2 separate regions of the Homo sapiens genome follow, and region 2 is linked to region 1. Evidence: chromatin contacts called from ENCODE Hi-C data. All regions are on one chromosome and are shown on one strand. Each heading gives the region's core, a stretch centred on a gene start or an enhancer-like site at or near the end of the contact. The rest is flanking DNA. Distances are from core to core; before and after follow the strand shown.

The links. A loop is a pair of places that touch in the nucleus more often than their neighbours do. Pooled maps may share reads with other maps.
Region 2: a loop to region 1 is called in a map of head of caudate nucleus, with 3 times the contacts of the local background. The contact joins two enhancer-like sites. A Hi-C loop is called at or near these places in 3 of 168 maps with a recorded cell type or tissue (PC-3, head of caudate nucleus and mammary epithelial cell) and 1 of 50 pooled maps.

Annotation. Positions count from the first base shown.
Region 1 is chr5:57,777,959-57,781,035 of GRCh38, reverse strand. No RefSeq gene overlaps it. Among named protein-coding and RNA genes, the nearest start is that of LINC02225, 120 kb to the left of the region's middle. Within about 2 kb of position 1,440, at least 7 of the 41 ENCODE cell types and tissues checked have a DNase peak (open chromatin) inside an H3K27ac peak, as active enhancers do.
Region 2 is chr5:57,987,638-57,990,714 of GRCh38, reverse strand. No RefSeq gene overlaps it. Among named protein-coding and RNA genes, the nearest start is that of LINC02225, 90 kb to the right of the region's middle. Within about 2 kb of position 1,539, at least 2 of the 41 ENCODE cell types and tissues checked have a DNase peak (open chromatin) inside an H3K27ac peak, as active enhancers do.

The sequences.
Region 1 (3,077 bases), core at 191-2,690:
ACTAGCAGCTTTTAGAGGGGGCTCTCAGCTAACGGAAACAGCTCAGAAATAAAAATTTGTCTCTGTTCTTTCTTAGTGCTAAAGAAAATGTCGAATAACCCTGAGAAAGACCACCACTAACTCTCTAGGACAAAATGTTTTACTTCCTTGTGAATTGGCCATAAAAAGAGTTACCCAAACAATGCTCATTGATTGAAGATTGACTGCCCCACATATCTTGAAGAAATGATAAGAAACTACACAGTCAGCAGTTAAAAGTGTTAGAGAGAATGAGAGAGAGGGTAGACAAGTGCCACCCAGAAGTAAATAGATTTCCTATAGCACTGTGATCTTTCTTATCTAGAGGAAGGTTTTGTTTTTTTGTCAATCAATCCCAGCAGATCTTCTGAGGGCTGACCACACCCTGGACTGGGGAATGCTCGGGAAGGAATAGGGGAAGGAAGAGGGGAGAGGCGATTTCCTGATGGGTCAGGTGCTGGCAAGTGTCTGGACCCTGGGAAAGTCGTGGTGTAGGAATTCCTCTCCTTGGAGAGCAACCAGAGCAGCAGGAACAATGCTGGGAACCGCTGGTGGTGACTCTCAGGTCACGCCTTGAACAGTGCAGTCCATGGGCACCAGGCTAGGACACCGCACCTCCCAAACCCTGGGCAGCGCAGTGTATACTCCCCTCGTTCAGTCCGGCTGCCGACGTGGAGTGCTGTTCTCCTGGCTAGTTCTATTTAAGGGAGACAACTAGCTTCATACAAGATTAACGCATCAGGATAACTAAAAAGGCAAAGTCTGATTAAGACTTTCCTTTAGGTCCCAATAGTCCCAAACGGAGACTACCACTTTCTTGGCTCTTGACTGATTGTTCTCCCAAGGGAAAGGCATATTTTGACTCTCAAAGTGATCCCTTTATGTGCAGTTTCTAATTTGTCTGCAGAGATATAAATACTTTAGATGGCGTCTCTCCTTATAAAGCAACTCAAAAATTATATAACTGTGAATTAAAGGGCCATGTTTCCCTGCTTCTGTGTCCCCATGCCCTTTGAAGACAGTGTGCTGAGGAGGCACAGAGAGACCTTCTGCCTTGGCCAGAGCACCAGTGAAAGTAACACTCATTTAATGGAGGCTATAATAGCCTATTTCTACATCAGTTTTTCTTCTATTTAGAAAAGTTTCTTCTCTCACTATCAAAAGTAAACTATCTGTTAAGAAGTATTTAATTACTATAGGAGTTTCCTTCAGCTAGATCAGTGCAGAGAAAAGCCAAGATAAACCAAGATAAATCCATTTTAAAATGCCTTATTGAAAACCAGATTTCCTACTTCTTCAGAGACTAGCTGGAAAATAACCATTAGGATAATTTACTTGCCTTATTTTCTCTTTCATTCATATGTGAACAGGACACCTAGCTCTTCCTGAGCATTTTAGAAGCCTCCGTGGCCTTCAAATCTGGTGCATTGGTGACCTCTAGAGGACAGAATCTCATTCCAGACTCAATATTAAGGTTAAAGAATCCAGTGCTCTGGGGAGAATGTGAATACATTATCAATATTGCAGCTGCAAAATAGCTTTGGGCTCTCACAGGCACAAGAAGCTTCAAGAAATTATCTTCCTCCAGGTAAAATCTCCAAGGTGTCAAATGATGCATTTTCTTGTAAATGAGAGAAGTTTGTTGTTGATGGAAACTTTTAAAAGATGGATTATTTCCCCTAAGATGTAGCCCGTTTTTTGACAGATTCCCAACTGAATCTGAAACATTAGATTCCCAACTGAATGGGAAACATTAGAGGTTCGCTGAAGTGGATGTCTTTCGCCATCTTTTGCCTACTCCCCACCCCTCAGCATCCTGCCCAATTCTCAACACAAGTATTTGAGAATATCAGAAAAAGGATTCAAAGACTTATTCTGGAACCCCTCTACATTGTCAGGGCTTTGCATTTCTTGGTGTGAGTAAAGTAGCTTGCCATGCTTCACTACATTTTCCTTCACCAGCAGAGCTTTCAACATAGCTGAGAGGGGTTAGAGAGGGGTTAGAGAGGTCCCAGGGCCATAGAGGCTGAGTTAAGGCATGATTGTGCAATGGGCCTCTAATCTCCCATAGCATTTCCAAGAGGTCCTGGGAGAGAATTGCCTTTGCATTCATTCATAGACAGAGCCAAGAGCTTTGAATCGCTTTTACTCTCAGGTAGTAACACAGACTCCATGCTGCTTAATCCATGGAGACAGAAGTCAGACTTACAACTCAACCTGCAATGCAGGGCCATTTAGGACCAGGTCATGGCATCATTGAATAAACATTGTTTTTTAATGTAAAGCTGTTCTACATTCTGGGCACATTTCCTGGTATTTATTATATGTTATCTTTTATTTTCACAGCTGCCCTGCAAAGTGTGTGTTAATCTATTTATTTTACTGATAAGAAACTAAAAGAGCTCACTCAATCAGTGTTACACAACATATAACTAGAAATTTGCTTATATTCCTAAATGTGTGGTATTTCCATTATATCACAAGGTTTCTAACATCAAATGTTTGGGCAGAAAATGAGTGTTTCACCCATGGTTTACACTACTCACTTTACAAATAAAGAGATGGAGGAAAAGAAATAGCATGCCTGAGGCCACACACTTTAGTGGCAGAGTTAGAGTTAATAGCAAGTATTTTAATTTCCATGCCAGGGCTTGGGTCACTATACAAAGTGCATAATGATTTCCTTCTTGCCTTTGCAGGAGCTATAAAAGATGTCTATGAAAGTAGCATAAATACCAGAAAGTAATTCTCCTTTAACATTTCCTCTTCCATTTACCTGACTTTGGTTTTCCACATTAGGGAGCGCTTTCTGAGGAACCCAGGGAATCCTACAAGGCTCCCAACTCTAGCTCCAAGGCCTCCCTCACCATTTTCTCTTTTGTACCATTGTCCTTATTTATATCTATATGGGAAAGAAAATTAGTCTCTGCGGCGCACAAGCAAAAGCCCATTAACACAATGAGAAGAGCAGTAGGCCTTAACACTTAAGACTCAGAGATAGATTATAATAGACATTTGAAAACTAGACAGTTTTCTAGAATTAGACTTCTGTTTTGTCT
Region 2 (3,077 bases), core at 290-2,789, 210 kb before region 1:
CCTGCAGGTCAAGTACATCTTTTCTTTACAGTTTGCTTATCTTTCTGTAGAAGAAATGGACCAGCTCTCTCAAGACCCCTAACACCCTCATTAATTATACTACGATTAATGAACTCTACAAAACCTGCATTTCCATTTTATGCAAATACTTTGAATACTACACAAGCCCAAAAGAATGTTTTAAGATATGGGTGTGTTAAAATATTTTTCAGAAATTTCTCCCTAATCTCCCTTTCATGACATCGAGTTTAAGTCATAATAAAATGCTCCAGTTACTATCGAAGTGAACAGCAAATTGACAGTTTCTTCCAAGATCATCCTTTTCTTTTTTCTCACTTCTAACAAAATCTTTTCTTAGTCATGAAGGGCATGGCCTTCTTAAACAGCAACATGTTTAGCAAGAAAAATAAATTTTAGCTTGCTATTTTCCCTGCATCATTAGTTAGATCACAGCTCTAGTCCCCAAAATCCAACATAGTTTAGCTCCATTACTGACTACATGCCTTAGTAACGTGAGGTAATTCAAAAGTCAGATTTTTCTCAGAAGCAGAATTTGGGTTTTAAAAGCAATGAAATCGATAGTGCCTCCTTTCAATCAAAGGATGCTTACAACACTGGATTCTCATTCAGTTATTATTACTTAACTCAGTTTCCATTTTGCTCTCAATAGTCTCACAATTGTTATAAGAGAAAAACAACAGGGATTCTTAGAACCGTAACCAATTGACTCAATGCTGGATGTTATTTAGTAACTTTCATTTAACAAACACCCTGCACTTACCACAGTAGCTATATGTATTCTCACTGTCATTGACAATGCTTTAAATCCATTGCATTCCCAGAATAGTATTAATAACACATTTTCTACTATTTGCTACACTTATCTAATTTTCTTTCAGGTAATACAGACTGTCTTTTAGATTAATTGAATAGGCCGGTGAACTTCTTTATTATCACCAATCTGCTAAAATGAGAAAAGAAAGAAGAGAATAAAATATCTATTGTACACATCTTAATTATCAAGTGATTTCTAAACCGCTGATAGTAGACTGTTCCCAGCTTCACTCGTTTGCACTTTGGATCAGATTTGAGTCTCTTTTCTGAAGGCTTTGTTGGTTCTGCCTCTGGGTACACTATGACTCACCTTCCGTGGGAAGAGGTTTGTGCTCTGTTTAGGTGAAAACATTAAGACTCCTTAATTTCCTTAACAGAATAACAACATTACTACCTCTCTATTGAGAGCATGCAAATGTCTTTACAATGAACAATAAAACTCAAAAAAGCTGCCTTTCAGTCATTCTCCAGGGAGTTCCTATCAAAAATGGATTTCAGATTAATAATATTCAAGAGACATCATTAAAGTAATATTGATGTCAAATTCTTTTTTTTTTCTAGCAAGTTCTAATAAGCAATGCACTTGGACTACATTTGCTTAATTCCTTTCTGAACTGCTTCCATTTGCCAATACAGCAGCTGTCTCCTCCAAAGGCTGTTCTGCTGTGTTGGGTATCATCACTGTTTTAGGCACCACTGCCACTCTAGCAGATGCTACTCTCTCCTTCTGGGTATCACCAGCTCCTACTGGGTACCACACACTCTGTTGGGTACCACTGCAGATGCCACCATTGAAAAAAACTGATATTCCAAAATGATAACACCAAATGGGCATTCTGTTCTCTAGAATGCACTAGGTGCCAAAACACTTCACAGATCATCAGGAAAATGGTATTCTGATGAGTATCTCCCACTCATTTGTCAAACTTGCTCAGACATTTTTCAAATCCAGCAGAGGATTCCACATGGGTTCAAACGTGCCACACTGTTACTTTAAATGTAAGCTACTTCAATTCCTTTTTAGAAGCAGGAGAGCAATGTTATTATACACACATAAGTAAAAGCTTATATTTTTATCTACAGAAGAAATGCAGAAGAGGCTGTGCTCATAGCCAAAATAAACAGATTCTTATATGGTGTGATCTAATGGTATCAAAGTATAATTTACAGAAGCTCAAATAATTAATTCATATAGATATAAATGTTGCATATTTTTAAATGTTTAAGTTAATAAAGAGGAAACTAGTGGCCGGGCGTGGTTCCTCACGCCTGTAGTTCCAGCACTTTGGGAGGCTGAGGCAGGCGGATCGCGAGGTCAGGAGATCAAGACCATCGTGGCTAACACGGTGGGTGAAACCCCGTCTCTACTAAAAATACAAAAAATTAGCCATGCCTGGTGGCGAGTGCCTGTAGTTCCAGCTACTCGGGAGGCTGAGGCAGAAGAATGGAATGAACCTGGGAGGCGGAGTTTGCAGTGAGCCGAGATGGCACCACTGCACTCCAGCCTGGGTGACAGAGCAAGACTCCGTCTCAAAAAAAAAAAAAAAAAAAAAAACTAGTGAGATGATAAAGCTAGTTTCAAAAACATTTGAGAAACTGGATACTTACAAGCATTAAATAAAAACAAAAAAAAAAAAGAAGGAAGAAGGGAGAGAGTGAGGAAGGAAAGGAAGGAGGGAGGGAGGAAAGGCAGGTTAGAATAAGATTTCTGGGTTAAATTTTAAAAACTACTTAATGTCCTGTAGGGCAATGACAGCACAAAATTTGAGGTTATCTTTTCAACTGAATAGAAGTACACAAATTAACATATGTCTGGATGAAAACTAAATGGTGAATAACAAATTAAACATATACACCCTCCTAGAGAATTAAATAAATCATCCAGTAGTCTTGTTAAACAGCACCCAAGTGATATTGAAAGGACATGCCTTCCCCAACTTTTTACTTATTTTTAGATTTTAGATACTATTTTTTTAAGTCTCCCGTTTTGGTTGCAAATAATCTGCAAAAATATTCTTGATTAACTAAATAAGGCTAGTCTCATATTTTGGCCTGATTACTTACATATGTAGAACAAGAGGAGTTAATTACTTTTGTTAGCCTCCTTGAGTTTGCTCAGTAAATCTAGAGCTATTTGGCATTGAGCAACACTGAACCAGTGATTAGCTTCTGCCTGGAAATTTTTATAAAAACTCTTAGATTTGACTTATAAATGCTTCCAATTATTTATTCTTCTACCTAGG